Linked DNA regions of Mus musculus: region 2 is linked to region 1. A link is a loop called in an ENCODE intact Hi-C map of the cell type or tissue named here. Cell type or tissue: gastrocnemius. All regions are shown on one strand. Each heading gives the region's core, and the rest is flanking DNA. Links, peaks and the distances in the headings are about the cores only.

Evidence for each region. Peaks named below come from ENCODE experiments on the same cell type or tissue, not always from the same donor. Only the 100,000 strongest peaks of a DNase experiment are listed, where the experiment ranks them.
Region 2: a loop joins it to region 1, with 2.0 times the contacts of the local background. A loop is called at or near these places in 2 of 42 quality-filtered maps.

The regions. Positions count from the first base shown.
Region 1 is chr11:16,844,923-16,853,263 of GRCm38, reverse strand. All of the region lies in intron 1 of Egfr (epidermal growth factor receptor), which reads right to left. Among named protein-coding and RNA genes, the nearest start is that of Egfros, 18 kb to the right of the region's middle. In gastrocnemius, for the core only: no CTCF peak of the experiment used is centred there; a DNase peak (open chromatin) is centred at 4,216; H3K27ac peaks cover 2,144 bases.
Region 2 is chr11:16,674,245-16,682,585 of GRCm38, reverse strand. No RefSeq gene overlaps it. Among named protein-coding and RNA genes, the nearest start is that of Gm25698, 54 kb to the left of the region's middle. In gastrocnemius, for the core only: a CTCF peak has its summit at 3,332 (motif pointing left); a DNase peak (open chromatin) is centred at 3,011.

The DNA of each region.
Region 1 (8,341 bases), core at 199-8,198:
TTAGTGTTAGAATTCCTTTGTACATTTTGTCATACTTCCTTAGGAGGTAGATGAAATTTCTACAGGAAGGGCAGTTTTATGAGGGACGGAAGATTATGTTTTCAATGACATCATCAAATACCATTCTGTTAGCAAGACTGCCATCTCCATCAAGTTAACTCCTCTCAATGTGCTCACCAGGTCAAAGGAGACCAGTTGTACCTCTCTAATAGGGTAATTGTGAGTGTAATAAGATTGTGAACAGGGGGCTAGAGAGATAGTTCTGTGGGTAAGACATTTGTTACTCTTTTAGAGGACTCCACTTTGGTTTCCAGCACTAGCATGGGCATGCTCATAAGTGCTTGCTCTGCAGCTCTTGCAAACCCAACACCATTTTCCTACATTCTTGGGTACTGAAGCTGTGCATCCAGTCCTCCAAAGAGACACACATATATGCATATTTTAAATTTAAAAATTATAAAAAAGAAAGATTGTGGACAAAAATGTGCCTTACAAATTTTATTCTTCTCTTAATACAAGTTATGTGCCTCACTGAGGCTTTATGGTAGCAGTGACATTTCTAGATATTTCTGTTTATATGTCTTCAATGATACTAGCAACCTCCTTCCCACTACTGCTTCTTTAACTGAAAATCTGAAATCACAGGTCAATCTATCCCATTCTTCACAAGAAGTTGAATGGTAAATCAGAAATAAATTTGTCTTGCTAGACAATTATTAATTAATTCAATAAGGACCACTGAGTACCTGACATTACCCTAGCAAACATTTCCCCCAATTATCTACACTGTTGGAAAATACTCTTGACACAAACTCATAAGGTAAGAAAAGCAGATTCACAGCAAACAAGAACTGAAAGGGTTGGAGTACTTCTGCTGAGCGGGGCACCATGGAGAAAGTGGCCCTGGTTGAACGTCTGTTTACATGGAGATATAGAGTAACCGGTGGGGTGTTACTGTGCTCAGCTTCTTCTTGGAGCTTGAGCAAGTGAGCACTCCTCTCTGGGTTCTGAGTTCTAGTTCTCTAGCCTCACTACTACTTACACAATTATGGGGATAGCTGTTTCTTCACACAGAGGTACACTTCTGCAGGGAATATAATACTTCCTTTCCTGAAGCCTGCCAATCAAACTTCTACTTCCACTCTTTGCCTCTGTGGCATTTTGATGACTCTGACCTATTTATTCAGAGCTTGCCATTCTCAGAGGATTTCAGCTCACTATGTCTGGCAGCATGGAGTCACAAACAACACTCCATCAGCACTGCCACCGAATCTCACAGTTTCAATGTCTGAGTTCAGTCAAGACTTCAAGGAAGTAGCGAGCACGGCTACCTCCCTCCTATGGCTGAAAGCTGGGGGGCTCTTCCACACAAGACCTCAGAGAAAATCTACAATGAGTATAAGTTAGCTCCTAACATTTGCTTCCTGCTATCATGGGATGCTAGGACACATGATGGGAAAGGAATGGAGAGTTTGAATGCGTAAGTACTAAGGGACATACACGGTTATTATATAAACTCTAATCTGGAGCAGTGGCAGAAAGGTGAAAATACAGAATCCTCACAGGCTGGTGATAAAAATGATTGCATGAACATTGGCTTTGAAACCTGACCAATTTGGCTTCAAGGGAAACAGGTTTTTACTGAATCTTAGAAAGCTCTTTGTTGAGGCCAACTACCAGTCACCTATGACCTCTCTTCAGTCTGTGTAGTGGAGGACTAGACATCAGAAAACACTTTGGAATTATGAAAGGCTAGTGTTTAGTTGGAATCCAGCCTTACTAGCCTGTGTGCCATGAGCTGGAGTCTACTCTCACTATCCAGTGTTGCCAAGGCCTTGGAGCACATGTCTTTGCCTGGCTGTTTTCCTGAAGAGCTTCTTTTTGTTGGGAGGGTTGCGTGTTTCCACCAGGGTGTGGTGTCTCTTCCTCAATATGCCTTCACCATCTATGTCTTTCCTACCAAGGCAATGTGAGACAGGTCTGTAAGATGTCCTTACTCTAGGCCCAGTCCCCACCCAGCTCACATAAATCCTCTTTCATATCTTCCTCAGGTTCAATGACTCACTCCCTGATGATGATGGCTGAGTAATGTTTCCCAGATCGGGCTGTTCAACCTTGAACCATTCCTTTAGAATTCATGTGGATGCCATATATGGCCAACAGGCATCGGGACGTGTGGGGCCAGAACCTAGAACAACTCTGCAGCCAACAAGTAAGGTTTACCTTACTCTTTTGTTTTCTTCACAGGCTTGAGAGGTTGCTCTTTCTTCTGCTCATTCATTTCTTCATTCATTGAGTTATAGGAAGGGCAGGTTTATGAAGGACAGAAGACTATATTTCCAATGACATCATCAAATACCTTTCTCTTAGCAAGACTGCCACACAGTCTTGTATTGTCCCATGTTGTCTCCAAACAGTTAACCCCACTCAGTGTACTAACTGGATATGTAACATGAGACTGGTTTTACCTATTTCACAGGGTAGTAGTAAATGAGTAGTAATGAGATTGAGAACAGTTGGCTCAGTGGTTAAGAGTACATGCTGCTCTTTCAGAGGACTCCAGTTTGATTCCTAGCACTCACTTGGGGAGGCCTACAAATGCCTATGCTCTAAGTTGTCCTTTCTTCTGTTTACTCTTTAGTTAATCCATCGACCTACATGTTTAATATAGCAGAACAAAGATAGTTGCCAAGAGTGAATCAGAAATACTGACTCAAGGAATCCAATAATCCTTTGAGGAAATGACATGAAACATGTAGTAGCTGTAGAACATCCCATAATGTGAGCCATGCTAAATGAATATAACAAGGCAGCTGGAGGAGATATTACCAAGCTCCAGGTACCAGAAAGAAATACTCCAACTTCCCTTGGTAAACAAGTGAAAACACAACATCAGATCAAAGGAATAAATTGGCTATAAGTGTCAGTGTTGAATTCAGAGACCTTACCAGTGCCTCAATTTTCCACTTGAAAAACTGTGTGTGTGTGTGTGTGTCTTCCATTTTTATGTTTTTTTTTCTCTGCATTCCTCTCCTCCAGATCATTGCCTACATCATTACTTAGGAATATAGTTTACATTATTTATATGAATTATAAATCAAAAGTAATCTTGGACAAGGTGTTTAATTTGCAAGGAAATAAAAGAATTCTGATCCAGAAAATGGGACTGGAAATTAGATTGGAACAAATCTCTGCAGAGAGATTCTGGACAGGGAGCCATGCAGTGCAGTCCTCACCACAAGACAGATTATATGCTTTCCTGTTTTTACTCATGGTTTTCAAAAGTCCGATTTTAATGCACTGTCATATATAAGGTCATCTCTGGAAACATATGCACTTTTATGTTGTTCTACCATGAGCACTAGAAAAACAAGCTAACAAACAAGTACACAGTTCCTCTTATCACAGAAAATAAAAAGAAAGGACAAGACACTGGACCTAAATGAGTAGTTAGCGGTGATGATGCTGAAGTTCAGAAAGAAGGCAACTACTGGAAGAGTAGCTGGGGGATGAAGTAGGCTGAGCATGAACCTATATACCGAGACAGAGCTGCCGGCCAAGACCGAAGGTGCACCCAAGTCCAGCTTCTATTGTTCTTTCAGACTAAGACTGTTCTCTGTACTACAGATGCTTTTAAAAGGGAGAAAAGAATCTTTAAACAAATTGCTGGCCTGATCTCACCAGTGAAAGCAGTGGTAAGCTAGCTGTTAGTCAAGTTACAGAACAAGGCAGGTCTCACAGCTACTTAAAACAGATAGCAGTGTGTGTGTCTTCATCAAAAAAAGTGTTTCAAAATCAAAATGAGAAGAAGAGAGAGAGAGTAAAATAACCCCCTAGATGTTTGACTACAGAGTGACTTGAACCAGACTTTTCCTGGCACTTGTCAGTGGTTACTACACTCGCAGTGACAAGTCAGGACTAAAACCCTGTTTTTCCCTTTATCTGAGAAACTTCCTAATCCCTCTGAGCCTCTTATTTTCATCTATTAAACAGGAACAAAACAATTACTATGACTCTGGGAGGATTTGGTGAGTTGGGAGAGTCCCTGGCAAAGCACGTGATACGTGGAAAACCCTTACTAAACCCCACTGTGGCTTGAATCTGAATTAAATCTGGATCATTTCCCACTAGCGTGAATTGCTTCCTTCCGTTCAAGCGCTCTCAGAGGAGGCTGACCTTCTTGGCCTGCTGCTCACACTGCTGGTGTGTGGCCTTTCTAAGATCTATAAGGTCTTGCCACAGAGGGAGGGATAGCTAATACTGACCACAGCTAACTGCCCACCCGGATGGCAGGGATGTGGCCATGGCCCATCAGGAAGGTGACTGGGCCCAAGTCTTACCAGATGGGGTGTGCTAAGGCACTTGGCAGTAAGAAAGCCAAGCCTCCAAGAGCCTTGCAAAATTCTTTCACAAGGAGTCCCCACTTGCCTCTTGGAATGTTTTCCCCTGTTGTTATTTTTCATTCAGTAACGGGTCTTTCCTGACCCTTTGCAGTGGTTTTCTACGTTGATTATATAAAGACTAGGCTCACAACCAAAACTAAGTTGATTTGGATTTGTGTGCTTTGTTTGCACATGTTTGTATTCAGTTGCCCTTGAAAATGAGCAACCTTTTCACTTACTCCTAGTTAGACTAAGTATCTCTTTGTTTGATTCTTAAATGGGTAAAAGGCTATGGTAGGTTGTAGAGGAGAGCTGAATCTGGCATCGTTCCTCCCAGTAAGGAGGCCTGAGATTCTCTTAGACATCTTGAATTCAAAGCTCATTTTCAGGATTCACTCATTATGGGAAACAAAAACAAAAACAAAAACCTACTCAAAAAACATTAACAACTACCAAATTCTCTCATGAAAAGCCCAAGCCAAGCTCTGTCACATAACAATTTGAACTTGGGCTCCAAAAGCCATCTCAATGGGCTTGCTGTTTTGTTCCTTCTAGGTTGTGGTCACCTTTCTATGGTGGAGGCTATTGAAAAGCTTCTGTAAGGCAAAAGACACCGTCAATAAGACAAAGAGACCACCAACAGATTGGGAAAGGATCTTTACCAGTCCTAAATCAGATAGAAGACTAATATCCAATATATATAAAGAACTCAAGAAGGTGGACTCCAGAAAATCAAATAACCCCATTAAAAATGGGGCTCAGAGCTAAACAAAGAATTCTCACCTGAGGAATACCGAATGGCTGAGAAGTACCTAAAAATGTTCAGCATTCTTAATCATCAGGGAAATGCAAATCAAAACAACACTGAGATTTCACCTCACACCAGTCAGAATGGCTAAGATAAAAAATTCAGGTGACAACAGATGCTGGCGAGGATGTGGAGAAAGAGGAACACTCCTCCATTGTTGGGGGGATTGCAAGCTTGTACAGCCACTCTGGAAATCAGTCTGGCAGTCCCTCAGAAAATTGGTCATAGTACTACCGGAGGATCCCGAAATACCTCTCCTGGGCATATATCCAGAAGATGTTCCAACTGGTAAGAAGGACACATGCTCCACTATGTTCATAGCAGCCTTATTTATAATAGTCAGAAGCTGGAAAGAACCCAGATGCCCCTCAACAGAGAAATGGATACAGAAAATGTGGTACATTTACACAATGGAGTACTACTCAGCTATTAAAAAGAATGAATTTATGAAATTCCTAGCCAAATGGATGGACCTGGAGGGCATCATCCTGAGTGAGGTAACCCAATCACAAAAGAATTCACATGATATGTACTCACTAATAAATGGATATTAGCCCAGAAACTTAGAATACCCAAGATATAAGATACAAATTGCAAAACACATGAAACTCAAGAAGAATGAAGACCAAAGTGTGGACACTTTGTCCCTTCTTAGACTATGCCGGGGCCTAGCAAACACAGAAGTGGATGCTCACAGTCAGCTAATGGATGGATCACAGGGCTCCCAATGGAGGAGCTAGAGAAAGAACCCAAGGAGCTAAAGGGATCTGCAACCCTATAGGTGGAACAACATTATGAACTAACCAGTACCCTGGAGCTCTTGACTCTAGCTGCATATGTATCAAAAGATGGCCTAGTCGGCCATCACTGGAAAGAGAGGCCCATTGGACACGCAAACTTTATATGCCCCAGTACAGGGGAACACCAGGGCCAAAAAGGGGGAGTGGGTGGGTAGGGGAGTGGGGGTGGGTGGGTATGGAGGACTTTTGGTATAGCATTGGAAATGTAAATGAGCTAAATACCTAATAAAAAATGGAAAAAAAAAAGAAAAAGAAAAAAAAAAGAATTCAGAACAAAACACTCATGGAAGGAGTTACAGAGACAAAGTTTGGAGCTGAGACGAAAGGATGGATCATGTAGAGACTGCCATACCCGGGGATCCATCCCATAATCAGCCTCCAAACACTGACACCATTGCACACACTAGTAAGATTTTGCTGAAAGGACCCTGATATAGCTGTCTCTTGTGAGACTATGCCGGGGCCTAGTAAACACTGAAGTGGATGCTCACAGTCAGCTTTTGGATGGACCACAGGGCCCCCAATGGAGGAGCTAGAGAAAGTACCCAAGGAGCTAAAGGGGTCTGCAACCCTATAGGTGGAACAACAATATGAACTAACCAGTACCCCCAGAGCTGTGTCTCTAGCTGCATATGTATCAGAAGATGGCCTAGTTGGCCATCAGTGGAAAGAGAGGCCCATTGGTCTTGCAAACTTTATATGCCCCAGTACAAGGGAATGCCAGGGCCAAGAAGTGGGAGTGGGTGGTCGGGGGAGGGTATGGGGGACTTTGGGGATAGCATTGGAAATGTAAATGAAGAAAATACTTAATTACAATAAAATAAAATAAAAAATTAAAAAAAAGAAAAGAAAAGAAAAGAAAAAGAAAAAAAAAAGAGTTTGTGTTCTTAGGCATTGCCACTTGTTAGTAAATGGCCCAAGTGTCTGTACAAATACTGAGGGCTTATGCCCACCAGAACTGGCTTTCTACTTTGCTCATGGAAGTCTACCAGAGGGAGTCTGCAGCATTATGTATGAAGTTCTAGACAGGGTGAGCACAGTTTCTCCGAAAAGGTCACACAGAGTGTAGTTGTGCAGATGCGGAGGTCTCTGTGCTCTCATGAAGCTTCATTTACAAAAGCAGGTGGCAGGATGGATCCAAACTCCTGCTGTATTTTACCAGCCTGCTTTAAAGGAGGCTTACAAAAAGTCAGAAAGTCTATAGTTAGACACCCCTGTTCCTGTACAGTTAGAGAGAACATTGACTGTAGTGATAGATTTTTCTTTTTTCTTTTGTTTTGTTTTTCGAGACAAGGTTTTTCTGTGCAGTACTGCCTGTTCTGGAACTCCCTCTGTAGACCAGGCTGGCCTTGAACACAGAGATCCACCTGCCTCTGCCTCCTTAGGGCTAGGATTAAAGGAGTGAGTCACTACTGCCTGGCTCAATGATAGATTTTTCTAAGGGTTCATCGTAAGAGACTTTCTTAGGCTTAAACTTTCCTTATTTCATTATTGACTAAACAGAGTAATCACTGTAAGATACAAGATACTGAAAGATGGTAGGAAAAAGCTGTATAGTTGTTTGCTTGTGGTGTGTGCTGGACATCACTATAGACATAGATTTCACCCCACTTAAAGCACTTCTAGTAATCCTGCCTTCTAAGAATGGAATGATCTCCCCCTCCCCCTCCTGCCCCTACTTTCTCTCATATTGCCATCTCTATGGTGCAGTTATTTCTTATGTTTACTGAAACTTGCTGTATCTTAACTTCTCTTGGCACAGCACAAACATAGCTCACGTCTCTCTGTCCACCTTCTGGCCCTGCTGGCATTTTAAAACAATGCTTCTCACTACTGTTCTCAGCCCATTGCGTTCCTGTAGAGTCCCCTCCTTTTCAGGCCTCCCAGGCTTCTCTGCACAGGACCTCTCAAGGGCCTAGGTCTAGCTGCTCTTTCTGGTTCTGTATACTCGTAGCTCTCTCTCTGTGTGAAGTTGCTCACATTTAGTGAGAAACATTCCGCTATTTCACAGTTTATTCTGTTTCTTAATGAGATAATGTGGCACAGGGACTGGTGTCACAAGCTTGTAGTCCCAGCCACTCAGATGGCTGAGGCAAGACAATCATAAGCTCAAGTCCAGTGTGGCTAAGGAAGTGAGACACTGGCTCTATAGTTCAGTGGCAGAGCACTTAGCATCTAGCTTTTACCTTCAGCATTGACAAATAAGAGGGCAGGGTTGGTAGTCAGTTCCAAAGTTTAGACCAGGAAGTACTTTTCCTTGCTCTGTCTTGCTTGGGCTTTAGATTCCTATCACACCCTAAGAGCCTGTAAATTCAGTAGGAAAAAAAAAAAAAAGAACACCTTCATTTTCA
Region 2 (8,341 bases), core at 251-8,250, 170 kb after region 1:
GACATGCTCCCAACAAGGTAATTAGTGACCACTGGCCTACCTGCTAATAGTTTTATTACCTCATGATAGTGGCATAGGACATCCGTGGGACACTGGAATCTAATGGGCACATAATAGTTGTATGTCTATGGAACCTGCTGATAAACTAGAATGGGGGTTACTGCTCTAGCTCTAGAGGAAAAAAAAAAACTAAGCTTCCAAGGACAGATGAGGTTGGATTCATAGCAGCTCAGGGCACTGGCCATACACAGAATCAGTTGTTCATTGTTTCTTTTCCCAGAGAAGTATCTTAAGTTTGAAGATAGGAGTAGTCTTTACTGGCTTGGTAGATGGTGCTGTTGATAGAACATCTATGACACAAGTGTGAGGACTGAAGTTCAGATTTCCAGATAAATGCTGGGTAGATATGGCAAGTGCCTGTAACCCTAGGGTCTGGGAAACAGGTGGGGGATCCCCGGAGCAAGCCATCTTGCTAGTCTGACAAAGGGGAGCGTGATTGCAGAAGACCTCATATACCCAAAACACTTAATATCAGCTTTAGCTCCACAACACATATCCAAACATACGTACCTGCTCATACATGTGTAACCACACATATGAAAACACACACACATACACACTCAGCACATGCCAAAAATTAAAGAAAAATTCACTAAAAGACTTGTGAATATATCTTATTTTTAACTAGTGACCTAGATAAAGGAGCTTATTGTAGTTTAAAACTACTACTAGACTAATTGGGATTTCTAAGTGAGATAATCAGTCAACGCTTGGAATAGGTAATGCTCGTGTTGCTTAATATTATGAATGTGATTAGTGACACCAACTCCACACTCAGAAATAACTGATCCAAGTAAGCTAGGGCAGCACCTCAGATCCAAGAACTCATGAGTTTGAATCATGGTTGTGACTATAAGAGCACACAGTACACAGCAAGACCTTGTTCCTAAGAAACAGCAAGGGGAAAAAAAAAGCCCACCTCCAAAATCTGAAGTGTCTACCTGTAAAATATGGAGTGGTACTTTTTGCATCATTTACCAAAATTACAGGGAATCGGTGAGGAAAATGGGAGCTCTAGATACAAGGAAGGTAATCCAGCAAGCGTTATATTCCTCAAGAGAGAGAAGCACGTGGCAGTTGGATTCATCTAAACTCAACCTACACTGAACCTTCATAAACACAGAGGAGCTTCTTATCCCATGAGAGTGCAGCAAGATCAGGGCTTTGCTACCCGAATTGCTTTGGTCTCTCAACTTGTAGGCTGTAATGAATGCCGCAGAGCTAAGTAAAGAACCAAGGGCACAAATGATGAGTGTCCAGGATAGAGTTGCAACATCAGCGCTCACCAAGGGAAAACCAACACCTGCACAAGTCTGGGAGGGTGGCTAGACACCTTTTGGGGAATTTGAGGACAGAGTCTGTCTGAGAATATGCTCAGGTGTTCTAAATATGCACCTATAGCTCTGTTCATGCATGATATCTAAATGTGATGGCATTCTCCCAAGACTACACTTGAGCAACTAATAAGCATGGTGGACAGGAGGACCAACCTAAACTCTCAGGTCCGGTGAGTTCGGGATCTGTTGTAGGCACTTGTGTCCTGGAACCAATGGGAAGACTTGCCACAAAGTGACCTTGTGAAGGGAGGGCCATGTTTTAAAGACATTCAGGGGACACCAGTCAGTAGCCTCCTAGGCATAGGAACTCAGGTAGCATTTTTGAAAGAGGGTGGTCCCTGACACCAGCAAATTAATTGTACTCATAGAGTTTCTGTTGGATTGGGTGTTTATCCAGGAGCCATTTTTCTTCTGTGTCTGGAGATCATAAAGGAGAGATATGCCTCTGCTTTGCATGACCCCTTCCCTGCAATTTATGCAGAAGGTACATGTTTTCATCATGTTTTTCTGGCTCAGCAACTCCCAAGAAAATTTTCTGAACTTGCAACAAATTTGTATAGTAGAAACACAAAATTAATGAGAGAACCTAAAGCAGATTTAAATGTAAATATTTACTGCCAGGAAGGTCCCTATGGGCTCACTGCCCAGCCTGCCAAGTCAGTAAGCATCAGCCAATGAGAAGTACTGGTTCAAACAGCCAGGTTGACTTCTGACCTCTACACACACAAGCACACATGCACACTTGTACATATGCAAGCACATTGTATGGTATAAGGAAAGAAGAACGGGGCAGTGGACAGGATAGAGTCCAGAAAGAGACTCACATAAGGAAGACTCAAAGTTATCATGGTACACAGTGTAGAACCCTCCTGACAGTGAAAGGTAGCAGAGAAGAACAGTGTAAGAAGTCTTGGAGGAGACAAACAGCAGCCGGTTAAGCTCTGAGTAGGTTGTACACAGCCAAGTTTTAACCCATAGAAAACTGAAATTATCTACTATAGTTCTTTACATACTGAGCATATAATTCATGACGTGTGTGCAATATGAACGTCCCTATGATTTTTCTGGTAATTTATATCTTTTGATGAATACATTTTTCTTAACATAGTTCAATTTGTTAATTTCTCTTTTCATGGCTAGTGAATTTTGTGTTATGTTGAAGAAATCTTTGCAAATTTTTTTATTTTAATTTTAATTTTTATAATGACCTGAATATGTCTTGCTTTGATTCTCCCCTTCCCCCTCCTCTATCCCTTTCTCCTCCCTTCCACTCTCCCTCCCCTCTGTGTATGTGTGTGTGTTTGTGTGAGGGTGTATTTGTGTATGTGTATGTTTGTATGTACAAGAAAAATGATCTAAGAGTACATTTTCTTACAGGATCCTACACTGTATACTATGAAAACTTGTAGTCTTTTTTTATGTGAGTTTATTTCTGGACTCTATCCTGTCCACTGGCCAGTTTTTCTTTCCTTACACCATACACTGTGCTTGCATATGTATATGTATGCATGTGTACTCATGTGTGAAGATGTCAGAAGTCAAACCTTGCTTGTTGAACCAGTATCTCTCATGAGCTGGTGCTTACCAACTTGGCTAGGCAGACTGGGCAGTTTGCCCTGGGAACCTTGCTGGCAGTAAACCTTCCTACCTCTACCACTCCAGCACTGGGATTACATGCATAAGCCATCATACCTAGCTTTTTGTTTGTTTTATTCAAAACATGGTCTCACTGTGTAGCATTGGCTGTCCTGCAACTCACTATGTAGACTAGACTGGCTTCAAACTTACAAAGATCTGCCTGCCTCTGCCTCTAAACTGCTGTGATTAATGGTGTGTGCTGCTATGCCCATCGGGTACCTGTCATTTTAATGTGGATTCTGGGGGCCAAACTCAGGTCCTATCTGTAATGAGATCTGACGCCCTCTTCTGGTGCATCTGAAGACAACTACAGTGTACTTATTTATAACAATAAATAAATCTTTGGACCAGAGCAAGCAGGGCTGACCAGAGTGAGCAGAAGTCCTAAATATTCCTAGCATTTGGCAAATACTTTACCAAACAAAATACATGCCAAGCCCTGGATGTCTATAGCTATACATGAATGTCATCATTTTAACTTAATGAAGTTTTAAGTGTTTGAGCAATGCTTTTATTTTTCATGACGGCTTCCTCTCATCCTTTGCTTTTTGACATTTTAAATATCCGCTCATCAGTTTTAACATCACAAAAAATTCTGCTGGGGTACTGAAGGGAATTACACTGAAGCTGTAGATCCTCTAGAGGAAAATCAACATATTTATAATACTGTTCCTTTAAAACAATAACTACAAAATATTTCCCTGTTTGTATGTTCTTTATTTTATAGCAAAGAGGTTTTATAGTTTTCTCTCTACTGTGCTAGATTTATTCCTAGCGTTTGGTATTTTTCAATGCTTTTGCAAATGATTTATTATTGTAATTATCATCTGCTTGCTATTATATAGAAACATAATTCCCTGTCTCCTTCCTGCACCCCCCCCATCATTGGCTGAATTTATGAATGTGGAACTTGCAGATACACAGCACCAAGTATATTCTTATTTATTTCAAACACAGATTATAATGTGAGAAATGGAATCTCTATTTCATAGAGCTTAGGAGAACACCAAAAGCAAACCAAATCAAAACAAAATCCCCAAATGGCTTTAGTAAAAGATGAGTGGGTTCTGCTTGGTAAGAAGCTGTACCTGGCTATTTCCTGTTCCTTCGTTCCCAGCGCTTGTTTCCTGTGGGGAAAAAATCATAGTGAAGTTAGACCTCAAAATCATTGATTACTAATTATTGCTAATATGTTTGGCAGAGTACATATATGTCAGAGCTTAGGGGAAAATTTTGTGCAATAAGTGCTTTCCTTCTACTCTTAAATGTGTACTAGAAACCCAGTTTCGAGGGTCAGGCTCTCACCCTTGGGAGACAGCATCTTTAATGGCTGAGCCATCTTGCCAATGCTAGGCTTTTTTTTTTTTTTTTTTAAATTGGACATTCCATTTATTTACATTTCAAATGCTTTCACCTGTCCAGGTCTCCCCTTGGGGAACCCCATATTCCATCCCCACGCCCCCACCAATATGAGGGTGCTCCCCCACCCACCCACACACTCCTGTCTTCCCACCCTGGCATTTCCTACACTAGGGCACCTAATACCCTCAGGCCCAAGGGCCTCTCCTCCCATTGATGCCCTACAAGGCCATCCTCTTCTACATATGCGGCCGGGGCCATAGATCACTCCATGTGTACTCTTTGGTTGGTGGTTTACTTCCTGGGAACTCTGGGACATCTGGTTAGTTGATATTGTTGTTCTTCTTATGGGGTTTCAAACTGTTTCAAGTCCTTCAGTCCATCTCTAACTCCTCCATTAGGGATCCTATGCTTAGTCCAATGGTTGTCTGTGAGCATCCACCTCTGTATTTGTCAGATACTGGCAGAGCCTCTCAGGAGACAGCTATATCAGGCTCCTGTTACCAAATACTTCTTGATATCTGCAATAGTGACTGGATTTGTTGGCTGTATATGGGATGGATCCCCAGATGGAGCAGTCTCTGGATGGTCTTTCCTTTAGTCTCTGCTCCACACTTTGTCTCCATATTTCCTCCTGAGAGTATTTTATTCCCCCTTCAAGAAGCACTGAAACATCCACACATTGGTCTTCCTTCTTGGGATTCATATGGTCTGTGAATTGAATCTTGGGTATTCCAAATTTTGAGCTAATATCCACTTATCAGTGAGTACATACCACTTGCTCTTTTGTGACTTAGTTACCTCACTCAGGATGATATTTTCTAGTTCTATCCATTTGCCTGCAAATTTCAAGAAGTTCTTGTTTTTAATAGCTGAGTAGTATTAATTACATTGTGTAAATATACCACATTTTCTGTATCCATTTCTCTGTTGAAGGACATCTGGGTTCTTTACAGCTTCTGGCTATTATAAATAAATATGGCTGCTATGAACATAGTGGAGCATGTGTCCTTATTACATGCTGGAGCATCTTCTGGGAATATGCCCAAGAGTGGTATTGCTGGGTCCTCAGGTAGTACTATGCCCAATTTTCTGAGAATCCACTAGACTGATTTCCAGAGTGATAGTACTAGCTTGAAATCCTACCAACAATGGAGGAGTGTTCCTTCTTTTCCACATCCTTGCCAACATCTTCTGATACCTAAGTTTTTAATCTTAGCCATTCTGACTGGTGTGAGGTAGAATCTCAGAGTTGTTTTGACTTCCATTTCCCTGATGACTAAGGATGTTGAATATTTCCTTAGGTGCATCTAAGCCATTCAAATTTCCTCAGTTGAGAATTCTCTGTATAGCTCTGTTCCCCACTTTTAAATACAGTTATTTGGTTCTCTGGAATCTAACTTCTTGTGTTCTTTGTATGTATTGGATATTAGCCCTCTATCAGATGTCAGATGTAGAACTGGTAAAGATATTTTCCCAATCTGGTGGTCGCAGTTTTGTCCTATCAACAGTGTCCTTTGCCTTATAGAAACTTTTTAATTTTATAAGGTCCCATTTGTCTATTTTTGATCTTATAGCATAAGCAACTGGTGTTCTGTTCAGGAACTTTTCCCCTGTGCCTGTGTGTTGGAGGATCTTCCCCGCTTTCTCTTCTATTAGTTTGAGTGTATCTGGTTTTATGTGGAGGTCTTTGATCCACTTGGACATGGGCTTTGTACAGGGAGAAAAGAATGGATTAATTTGCATTCTTCTGCATGTTAACCGCCAGTTGAACCAGCACCATTTGTTGAAAATGCTGGCCTTTTTTCCACTGGATGGTTTTTGCTCCTTTGTCAAAGATCAAGTGATCATAGGTGTGTGGGTTCATTTCTGGATCTTTAATTCTATTCCACTCATCTTCCTGCCTATCACTGTACCAATACCACACAGTTTTTGTAGCCTCCCCCAGACCTGAGTAGGCTGGCTGAGACCTTGCTGCCACTGAGAATGAGACCACCTGGGGTGGAGCCTTCCCACCTAGATGGTTCTATTGTTCTGTCACCACTGGTGCTGTCCCGCTCCAAGACACTGCTACCTGCTGAGAGGCTGAGAGATTCCTGAGAGATTCCAGAGACAGCAGGCAACCCAGTGATTGACACTTTCTTGCCAAACCAGTGCTGTCAGACAGATTGCTTACAGGCTGGCAACAGGCATCAAGAGTGAATCTGTGGGAGATGGGCTTTCCCTCTATATAAGCACAGATTTTTAGTAAACTTTGGGCTTTGATCAGAATTTTGTCTTGACCTCGTCCTTTTTCTCCCCGTTTATTCTCTTTTAGCCCCAGCCTGCCTTTCAGGAGGACCCGGTTCATGTGGCCGTGGGAAGTCACAAGTTTTTATGACTATTGCTCTGTAGTACAGCTTGAGGTCAGGGATGATGAGCCCCCCAGATATTCCTTTATTTTAGAGAATAGTTTTTGCTGTCCTGGGTTATTTCTTGTTCTAAATGAATTTGAGAATTGCTCTTTCTAACTCTATGAAGAATTGAGTTGGAATTTTGATGGGAATTGCATTGAATCTATATATTGCTTTTGGCAAGATGGCCATATATACTATATTAATTCTGCCAATCCATGAGTGTGGGAGATCTTTTCATCTTCAGAGGTCTTCTTTAATTTCTTTCTTCAGAGACTTGAAGTTCTTGTCTTACAGATTTTTCACTTGTTTGGTTAGAGTCATATCAAGATATTTTATATTATTTGTGGCTATAGTGAAGGGTGTTGTTTCCCTAATTTCTTTCACAGCCTGTTTATCCTTTAACTATAGGAAGTCTACTGATTTGCTTGAGTTATTTTTATATCTAGCCACTTTGCTGAAGTTATCAGCTGTAGGAGTTATCTTGTGGAATTTTTGGGGTCATTCAAGTATACTGTCATATCATATGCAAATATTGATATTTTGACTTCTTCCTTTCCAATTTGTATATCTTTGATCTCCTTTTGTTGTCAAATTGCTCTGGCTCAGACTCTGAGGACTATATTGAATATATAGGGAGAGATTGGGCAGCCTTGTCTAGTCCCTGATTTTAGTGGGATTGTTTCAAGTTTCTCTCAATTTAGTTTGATGTTGACTACTGGTTTGTTGTATATTGCTTTTAGTATGATTAAGTATGGGCCTTCAATTCCTGATCTTTCCAAGACTTTTAACATGAAGGGATGTTGAATTTTGTCAACTGCTATTTTAGCATCTAATGAAATAATCATGTGGTTTTTTGTTTTGTTTTGTTTTGTTTTGTTTTCATTCTTTGAGTTAGTTTATATAGTCGATTACATTGATGGTTTTCCATTTATTGAACCATTCCTGCATCGCTGGGATGAAGCCTACTTGACCATGGTGAATGATCATTTTGATCAGTTCTTGTATTTGGTTTGTGAGAAATTTATTGAATATTTTTATATCTATATTCATAAGGGAAAATGGTCTGAAGTTCTCTTTCTTTGTTGGGCCTTTGCGTGGTTTTGGTTTTATGTGGTGTCATAGAACATGACTGTTCTTCTGTTTCTATTTTGTGGAATAGTTAGAATAGTATTGGTATTAGGTCTTCTTTGAAGGTCTGATAGAATTCTGCATTAAAGTCAACTGGTCCTGGGCATTATTTGATTGGGAGACTTTTAATGACTGCTTCTATTCCTTTGAGGGTTATAGGACTTTTTACATGATTTATCTGATCCTGATTTAACTTTGGGATTTGGTATCTGTTTGAAAAGTTGTCCATTTCATCCAGATTTTGCATTTTTATTGAATATATGCTCTTGAATTAGGACCTAACTATTTTTGCAAATTAAATTTCCTCAATTTCCTTTTCATTTCTGATTTGTTGATTTGGATACTGTCTCTGTGCCCTCTGATTAGTCTGTCTTAGGGTTTATCTATCTTGTTGATTTTCTCAAAGAACCAGCTCCTGGTTTA